Regions from separate parts of the Homo sapiens genome. Here region 2 is linked to region 1. Evidence: read pairs that join two places in POLR2A ChIA-PET (ENCODE). Cell type or tissue: B cell. All regions are shown on one strand.

The links. ChIA-PET counts read pairs that join two places held together with the same protein. Peaks named below come from ENCODE experiments on the same cell type or tissue, not always from the same donor. Only the 100,000 strongest peaks of a DNase experiment are listed, where the experiment ranks them.
Region 2: POLR2A ChIA-PET joins it to region 1 with 9 read pairs; 5 of 35 experiments call an interaction of 5 or more read pairs at or near these places.

Annotation. Positions count from the first base shown.
Region 1 is chr16:11,616,673-11,621,672 of GRCh38, forward strand. It overlaps a transcript of LITAF not described here. Among named protein-coding and RNA genes, the nearest start is that of LITAF, 32 kb to the left of the region's middle. In B cell, no CTCF peak of the experiment used is centred here; DNase peaks (open chromatin) are centred at 2,869, 2,979 and 4,949; H3K4me3 peaks cover 210 bases; H3K27ac peaks cover 806 bases.
Region 2 is chr16:11,698,728-11,703,727 of GRCh38, forward strand. TXNDC11 (thioredoxin domain containing 11) reads right to left here. Exons shown (of 12, transcript NM_015914.7): 6 at 1,725-1,837. Among named protein-coding and RNA genes, the nearest start is that of SNN, 33 kb to the left of the region's middle. In B cell, no CTCF peak of the experiment used is centred here; no DNase peak of the experiment used is centred here; H3K27ac peaks cover 318 bases.

The sequences.
Region 1 (5,000 bases):
AATCCCTTACAGTCAGATGATCATAAACATCAAAAGATGCCCGGAGTGGGCAACATAGGAAGACCCCATCTCTACAAAAATTCTTAAAAATTTACCGGGCATAGTGGTGCACACGTGTGGTCCCAACTACTCAGGAGGCTGAGGCAGGAGGATCACCTGAGCCCAAGAGGTTGAGGCTGCAGTGAGCTGTGACTGAGCTACTTAACTCCAACCTGGGAAAGAGAGCAAGACTCTATCTCAAAAAAAAAAAAAAAAAAAAGATGCCAGCAGGGCGCAGTGGCTCACATCTGTAATCCCAACACTTTGGGAGGCCGAGGCAGGCAGATCACCTGAGGTCAGGAGTTCGAGACCAGCCTGGTCAACATGGTGAAACCCCATCTCTACTAAAAATACAAAAATTTGCCAGGCGTGGTGGTGCAAGCCTGTGGTCCCAGCTACTTGAGAGGCTGAGGCAGGAGGATCGCTTGAACCCGGGAGGCAGTAGTTGCAGTGAGCCGAGCTCACACGAATACACTTCAACCTGGGTGACAGAGCGAGACTCCAACTCAAAAAAATAAATAAATAGAAATAAAAAAGATGCCAGCACATTGCTAAAATCCATCAGTCCTTAATAACGATACAGTCCGCCATCCCATGAAATGTATGAAAATGTCCCCCAGGGTAAGGCTGCCCAGGCTTGCAGGCTTCCATTCTGTCTTATCAAGTTCTGAAAGCAGGGGCAGTCCCAGCAATATATCAATATATGGCTTCACTCTTTTTTTTTTTTTTTTTTTTTTTTGAGTCGGAGCCTTGCTCTGTTGCCCAGGCTGGAGTGGAGTGGCACAACTCACTGCAACTTCTGCCTCCCGGGTTCAAGGGATTCTCTTGCCTCAGCCTCCCAAGTAGCTGGGACTACAGGCTCACACCACCACGCCCAGCTAATTTTTGTATTTTTAGTAGAGACGGGGTTTCACCATATTGGCCAGACTGGTCTCGAACTCCTGACCTTGTCATCCGCCCGCCTCGGCCTCCCAAAATGCTGGGATTACAGGGGTGAGTCACCGTGCCTGGCCTATATGGTTTCAATCTTTCAGGCATCTGGTATAACTGAGCCAAGGGACAACGCCATCTCTTGATCTAAGCCTCTTTGAAGGTGTTAATGTAATATTAAATTTCCTTCCCTCCGTAACCTATTTATTTATTTATTCATTCATTCATTTATTCATTTTATGTATTTGAGACAGGGTCTCACTCTGTCACACAGGCTGGAATGTAGCAGCTCGAACATAGCTCACTGCAGCCTCAACCCCCTGAGATCAAACGATCCTCCCACCTCAGCCTCCCAAGCAGCTGGGACTACAGGTGCATGCCACCACAACCAGCTTCCAAAAAAATTTTTTTGTTCGAAGAGATGGGGTCTCACTATGTTGCCCAAGCTGGTCTCAAACTCCTGGGCTCAAGTGATCCTCCCCAGTCAGCTACTGGGATTACAGGCGTGAGCCACTGCACCTGGCCATAACCCATTTATTTATTCTGTCTTTTACCTCCAGCTATTTTTGTTTCTTCTCTCCATTTATGCCCAAACTTTTCCCCCTTGGAAGAGACATTCCGTTCTGCCACTGTGCTGGTCTAGATTGCAGGCAGAAATACTAGTCTAGCAGGTGCCTCCCCTGGCAAGGCGGGAGGAGAGCCCTGAATTTGTAATCAGCCAGGCAGAAGTAGGGGTAGCCTGGGGACGCCATTTGCACTGGTGTCTGAAGTGGGAGCAGTCCTGTGGGACTGAGTCCTTTGACCGTGCAGTCTGCACTAACTGTGGGCAGCTTCTGTCGGAACTGAATTGAATTGCTGGCCATGCAGCTGGTGTCAGAGAATCTGGAGAGCGTGCTTGATGGGCTCCCCGGGCTTTCGCTGTGTGCGATGGGCTAATAGCAAGATAGTTTCTCTCTGGCCATGGAGCCACTGGCCATTGTCCCCGCCTCCCAGTGGGTGGAGCATTTCTGGGGGTGGGGAGGGGGCGCTTCATAGAGCTGCAAATTAAAAACCCCCGCACTGGCCGGCCGCGGGGGCTCACACCTGTAATCCCAGCACTTTAGGAGACCGAGGCGGGCGGATCACGAGGTCAGGAGTTCGAGTTCAGCCTGGCTAACATGGTGAAACCCTGTCTCTACTAAAAATACGAAAGTTAGCCGGGCGTGGTGGTGGGTGCCTGTAATCCCAGCTACTCAGGAGGCTGAGGCAGGAGAATCGCGTGAACCTGGGAGGTGGAGGTTGCAGTGAGCCGAGATTACGCCACTGCACTCCAGCCTGGGCAACAGAGCTAGACTCGGTCTTAAAAAAAAAACAAAACAAACAAACAAACAAAAAAAACCCCAGCACTGCCCGGGCACGGTGGCTTACGCCTGTAATCCCAGCACTTTGGGAGGCCAAGGCAGGCAGGTCACTTGAGGTCAGGAGTTCGAGACCAGCCTGGCCAACATGGCAAAACCCCTTCTCTACTAAAAATACAAAATTTAGCTTGGTGTGGTGGCGCTTGCCTGTAATCCCAGCTACTTGGGATGCTGAGGGAGGAGAGTCGTTTGAACCTGGGAGGAAGAGGTTGCAGTGAGCCGAGATCACATCACTGTACTCCAGACTGGGTGACAAAGCAAGACTTCGTCTCAAAAACAAAAAACAAAAAAAAAAACCCCAGCACTGCTGGGCTCAGAGGACACATCTCCACATGGCATGATGAGGCAAAGACCAGTGCCCCAAAGGCCCCAAATGTCATGTGACCCATGTGCACTTCACCCTGTGGCAAGAAGCTGCCAACTCAGCCCTCTTCAGGGGTCATGCAAGAGACAGAAACAGGAGAAGCAAGCTGAGTATAATTATTACAGCCACAGGGCATTCTTGGCTTATATTCTACTTTCCCACTTTGTTTTTGTTTTTTTTTTTGGAGACAGTCTCAGTCTATTGACCAGGCTGGAGTGCAGTGGTATGATCATAGCTCACTGCAGTGTTGACTTCCTGGGCTCAAACCACCATCCTGCCTCAGCTTCCTGAGCAGCTGGAACCACAGGTGCATGCCACCACATCTGGTTAATTTTTTAAAATTTTTCTTTTGTAGAGGCGTCATCCTGCTATGTTGCCCAGGCTGGTCTTCAACTCCTGGCCTCAAGCGATCCTCCCACCTTGGCCTCTGATATAGTTTGAATATTTGTCCCAGACCACATCTCACGTTGAAATGTAATCTGCGGACGGGTGCAGTGGCTCATGCCTGTAATCCCAGCACTTTGGGAGGCCGAGAGCAGTGGATCACCTGAGGTCAGGAGTTGGAGACCAGCCTGGCCAATATGGTGAAACCCTATCTCTACTAAAAATACAAAAATTAGCCAGGTGTGGTGGCGGGTGCCTGTAATCCCAGCTACTTGGGAGGCTGAGGCAGGGAGATTGCTGGAACCTGGGAGGCAGAGGCTGCAGAGAGCCGAGATGGCACCACTGCACTCCAGCCTAGAGGACAGAGTGAGAGTCCGTCTCAAAAAAAAAAAAAAAAGAAAAGAAAAGAAAAAGAAAAGTAATCCTCCACAATGTTGGAGGTGGGGCCTGGTGGGAGGTGTTTGGATCATGGAAGCGGATCCCCCATGATTGGCTTGGGCCATCCCCTTGCTGATGAGTGAGCTCTCACTCTGAGTTCATGGGAGATCTGATTGTTTAAAAGACTGTGGCCCTCCTCCCAACACTATCTCTTGCTCCTGTTTTCGCCGTGGGACATGCCTGTTCCCCCTTCGCCTTCCACCATGACTATAAGCTTCCTGAGGCCTCCCCAGAAGCTGAACAGATGCCAGCACCATACTTCCTGTACAGCCTGCAGAACCATGAGCCCAGTAAACCTCATTTCTTTATAAATTACCCAGTCACAGGTATGTTTTTACAGCAATGCAAGAATGCCTAAAACAGCCTCCCAAAGCACTGGGATTACAGACGTGAGCCACTGTGGCCAGCCCACTTTCCCACTATTGAAGGTGATATGGAAAAAATAGGTCATTTCTATTCTGTGAAAGAATCAGCAGCACAAGTATGATGATATTAGGAACTTATTCTCAGCCTGTGGTCAGGGAGACAGACAATAGGGAGTGGTGGGGACTGTGACAAACTGAAGGGCAAGGCCCCATGTAACAGGTGCAGCGGGCACTGTCATGGCCCTGCCCACATCTCCCTCAGCAGCTGCTGCTCCAGGACATGTCAACACTGCACACTGGGCTCGCCATTTGTGACTTTCTATTTTGAGATGGTCTCGCTCTGTTGCCCAGGCTGGAGTGCAGTGGTGCCATCATGGCTTACTGCAGCCTCAACTTTCTGGGCTCAGGTGATCCTGCCACCTCAGTCTCCTGAGTAGCTGGGACTACAGGCGCACTCCACCACACCCAGTTAATTTTTTTTTTTTTTGAGATGGAGTTTCGCTCTTGTTGCCCAGCCTGGAGTGCAATGGCAGTGCGCGATCTCGGCTCACCGCAACCTCCGCCTCCCAGGTTCAAGTGATTCTCCTGCCTTAGCCTCCAGAGTAGCTGGGATTATAGGCATGTGCCACCACGCCCAACTAATTTTGTATTTTTAGTAGGGACAGGATTTCTCCATGTTGGTCAGGCTGGTCTCGAACTCCCGACCTCAGGTGATCTGCCCACCTCGGCCTCCCAAAGTGCTGGGATTATAGGCATGAGCCACTGCACCCAGCCCCAGCCAATTTTTATATGTTTTGCAGAGATGGGGTCTTGCTATGTAGCCCAGGCTGGTCTTTAACTCCTGGGTTCTAGCCATCCTTCTGCCTCAGCCTCCCAAAGTGCTGGGATTACAGGCATGAGCCACCGCTCCTGGCCCACCCATGACTTTCTACTTGAAGTTTTCTTCTTGGCCTATGTGCAGAACAGACTGGTATTAACCCCCCTCAGAAGCAGGCCTCCATCAAGGATAGACAGGAGTCAGAAGGGAACATCCCAGCCCCCTTGCCCCTCAGGAAGCACAACCCACGTTCTACACAGCTCCCC
Region 2 (5,000 bases), 82 kb after region 1:
TAGATTTTGACCTTGGTCCTTCAAATGCTGCCCCCAAGGGCAGCATGGAGCCTCCGTGCGGCACAGGCTGTCTGTTCTGCTCACCTGTATCCTCCGGGCCTAGACGAACACCAGGCACACAGCAGGAACTCAACACATGTCTTCAGCAATCAAAAATGACCTAAACTTGCACAAGGCCACGGATCATATTTTACGTGTACGAATAAATGAAAGAGACACCTAGATTTTTTGCTTTGTTTTGCTATAAACAACCAATGTATGTGAACATAAAATTATTTTTGAAATTCTAACAATTTAAATCACTGGCTTCAAACAGAACTACCAAAGGGGTGCTTCAGAGGGTTCTGAAAAATGAGATATTTAAAACTCCTCAAAACGAAGATTTAAATTGACTCATAACAGAGACTAACCACTGCTTGTGTTTTTAAAAATAATGGTATCCCAGTATTATTTCATTTGATAAAAGGAATTCTACTGCTACACAAACCAACCAACCTTAATCACTACCAAATCGAAGCAGAAACCTGATATATTTTTCCATCTCATAGTCCTACCTTTCTTTCCCCATCTACTTTTAATTTCTTTCTCAGTACCCTTTACTATAAATAAATATATGTAGGCTGTGTAACATGCTAAAAATGAAGGATGTAGGAAAATGACAGATAGCAAAAGCAGATGATGTCAAAGCAGCTTAGGCAGAGGCACAAGGAGCGTAGGTGGGCAGCAGAGAAACAACCACAGCAGTGATTGTCAAGGTGGGACGATGGGAGTTTGAAAAACCATACTCAAACTACACTCAAACATTTCCATTCGGAAAACACAAAAATACATTTGACTTTTGGAATATAAACTGCAAGAAGTAAAGCACAGCATCTGGGCTACGAGAGATATGCAGAAGCCAGGGCGACTGGCAAGCAAGGGGGCACCCCTGGAGTGGGCCCAACAGCCCCTCCGAAGGCACAAGACTTAGACATTGTGCCAAGGGGGGCGCAGGTTTTAAAGGCTGGGTACACTGGGTGCAGGGAAATTGATCTGTATATGACCTGTAAGTTACTGACAGTGATGCGAGAGAGACAGAATACTTCAGGAAAGTCAACTCAGTGATGTGACTTAGGAAGCAGCAACAGAGTAGACGCATAGGACTGAGCAGGACACAGGTCAATGCTCAGAAGCAGCTGAGTTCAGGCTGCTCCACAGAAAGCAAATGAAATCGGGGAACAAAGGCGACAATGGAAAACTGACGCTCTCTGGGATGAGAAGCCATCAACTTCTCACTGTGACTTGACAAGAACTTCAAAAATCCATTACATCAGCTAAGGAGAAAAGCATGTCACATTACTACTCATCATAAAAGAAACAGATAAACACAGAACATCACTCAGTGGAAGCCTAGCTTCTGAAAACACGGGCTCAGAGTAACAATTCTTCAAGAGAGTAACTCTGCAATTTTATCCAAGAAGAAAAACTTTAAAGTCTGTACCAAAATCTAAGAATACAAATAAAGAATTTCTATACATTAATTTCAAGAGCCCTCTAATGCATGGGTTCTTAACCTGGAGCCTGGGCTCTAGGGTGGGGCTGTAAGAACTCTCCATCCATATATAAAATCATATGCGCTTTTCTAGAGAGTGTCCATAGATTTTAACCAATTCTCAAAGGAGTCTGTGACCTAAACAAGGTTAAGAACCACTGCGCTAACATAAACGTGATTTCAAAATACTTACAAGTGATGTGTTGAAATGTCTATGTAAATACACACTTCCAGAGTGTACTAAGGATACCAGTTTCGCAAGATGTTTATTTGTGATAACCCCAAATCGTACTGTTCCTAGGTAATCTGAAACAGAAAATTTTCCTTTATTAAAGAAAAGGCCTGTGCCTTAAAACAACCACAAAACCCAGTGATCAAGTCTTGAAGCACAAACCCCTGCAGCTAAGCTCCTTCTGGTAACCTAGCCTAGAGAGGGAAGGAAGAGGCGCTGAGGAACCTCTCCTCCTGAAACCGACCTCGGCCCCTCAGATGTCAAGCCTGCTTCTGAGAGGATGTCTCTGACTAACGTCTCTGACAATCACTTGTGCTGAGGAGTCCCCTGTGTCCACCTATGATGGTCTGACCTGTCCCCATTGATGACAGGCTGAGGCACATGCTGTTCTCTTTGTCTGGACACTTCTTGTGGCTGGTTCCTTGTCATTACTCATCTCAGCTCCTACTTTCTGTGAGAAGCCTTCCTTGACCACCCCACCTAACAGCTAATATTTAGGGGAGAGAGTTTACAAAGGGAAACTGGGCTCCTGACCCATTCAGGTACTCCCTTTACCAATTACCCTATTTTTTATAGCACTTATTAACATTTGCATAATCTCATTCATTTATTTAGATTTCCTTTGGCCCAATGTCCTCTTTTTTTTTTTTTTTTTTTTTTTTTTGAGATGGAGTCTCGCTCTGTGGCCCAGGTTGGAGTGCAGTGGTGCGATATCGGCTCACTACAACCTCCGTCTCATGGGCTCAAGCAATTCTCCTGCTTCAGCCTCCCAAGTAGCTGCAATTACAGGCGTGTGCCACCACACCCAGCTAATTTTTGTATTTTTAGTAGAGACGGGGTTTCACCATGTTGGCCAGGGCAGTCTCGAACTCCTGACCTCAAGTGATGTGCCTGCCTCTGCCTCCCAAAGTGCCAGAATTACAGGTGTGAGCCACCACACTCGGCCCAATTTCCTCTTCTGACTGTAATTTCTGTGAAATTAGAGACTTTGTTTCATGCTAGTATCCCAGCACCTACAGAAGTGCCGGGGTGTATAGTTAAGAGGTCAAAAAATATTTATTAAATGAACAAATCTAGCATATATAAAGACTTATACAAATCAACAAGGAAAATTGTTAACATGGACAAACCACAGAAAAGGAAATATGTATACATGGCTAATAATTACTGGAAATAAACTCAACCTCACTATCCCAAAAGGAAGCAAATTAAAACAAAAGACTACTTTTGACCCTCAAATTGCCAAGAATTTAAGACAAAGGAAACATCAAGTATTGATGAAAGTAAAGAAATGAGTATTTGATGTGATGCTGGTGGAAAAAGGCAAAACGGCACAGCCACTCAGGAAAGCAGCTGCTGTACCGACTACAAGAATGGACACAGCTGGGATTTCCACTGCTAAGCATCCACATGTTTGTTAGGAGTCACATGCAAGGATATTCACCAAGAAACATTCTGCAAATGTTAAAAACAATGAGGCAGGACTATACACCACAAACAGAGGCTGAAAGAGTAGACTTTTGATGTTAACAAAAAAAAAAAAAGAACTCACACTTATAAAAGTTATGTGTGTGTATGTGTGTGTGTGTATGTATGTATGTGTATATATATATATATATATATGTTTTTTCCCCTACAGGCACATATGTTTAGAAATGTATAAAGAATCTAAAAGGATAATGAAAGTGGTTTGATGTTGGAGAACGAACATCAACAGGGACCTTATCCTTATGTGTGAAGCTTTCATTTTTTTTCATGGAGTATAATATTTGTGTGATTATAAAGTATTTAGTGTTAAAGGAGGGTGAATAAGATACTGCAGAAAAAGGTACATTCTTTCCTATCCCCTTTTTGCTTTATTAGCACATGCTAAATAAAACATCAGTTAAACTACAGGCCAGGCGCAGGGGCTCATGCTCTTAATCCTAGCACTTTGGGAGGCCGAGGTGGGTGGATTGCCTGAGCTCAGAAGTTCAAGACCAGCCTGGCCAACATGGTGAAACCCTGTCTCTACTAAAAATATAAAAATTATCCGGGTGTGTTGTGGTGGGCACCTGTAATCCCAGCTACTTGGGAGGCTGAGGCATGAGAATCACTTGAACCCAGGAGGCAGAGGTTGCCGCGAGCTGAGATCCCAAGATCGTGCCACTGCACTCTAGCCTGGGCAACAGAGTGAGACTCTGCCTCCAAAGTAAATAAATAAATTTTTTTTTAAAAAACAGTTAAACATCAAATATTACCAAATTATACACAAGTAGCTAAGATATAAAAATATTGAGGTGTTAAACCCATAAAGTTTCCAGTTTTATCCCATGACCCCATCTTTCAGTGGTGTGGTCCTCTCTCCCTCAGGTAAGGAGTGGCCGACAAGGATGAGGTCGGAGTGAGTATGTCCCTACTGCCAGAGTCAATAATTTTTCATACAAATCTGATGAGTGTAAAATGGCACAAAACAAAAGAAATACAGGACAAATAAGCCAGGCTGGGGAAAGGGGACTGGAAACGGGAAGGCAGGGCTGAGGAGGCCTGGCACTGAGTAGGCCTTTTTGTATCTGACTCCTAGGGCCACAGTGATGTATCACACACCCTTCACACACTCCAAAATTAAACAATTAGTTAAAACCAAGCGAGATGTGGCAAACCCAACGTGGAATACAGCACGTACAAATAACCCTAACTATTGCAAACGGGTAACACCATGGTGAATGGGACAGGAAGAAAGAACCTAAGTAACTGGAAAACAGTATCTTGACTGGATGCTGTAAAACTAAAGGCAAAAAGAACTGTACATAAATGCTGTAAATCTAGGTAGTAAATGTGTTTCTTAAAGAGGTATAAGTTAGCAATTCTGAAACTATGAACTTATTTACTTCTTTGTGGTAAGTACATTATACATAATTACAGCCAGGACTCTCACTGTTGCAGTAAGAAGTTATATATTAATAAGAGAAGGCTAAAATAAACCCTGTGATGTTAAATTGAAATCAGAGAGAATGAGTATAAACTTAAGGCTTTTGATACACACACACACACACACACACACACACACACACAGAGGGAGAGAGAGGGGATGGATAGAGAAATACAGATATATGCACATGTGTGGGTATAATACACTTCCTAGTTCTATCTACTGAGAAGACCTAGAAGTAATGACATCCTAATACCAAAGAGCATACCTAGCACGTAGATCTTGGTTTCTAAATGCCATTCTCCAGTAAAAGAAACCAGGGCCCT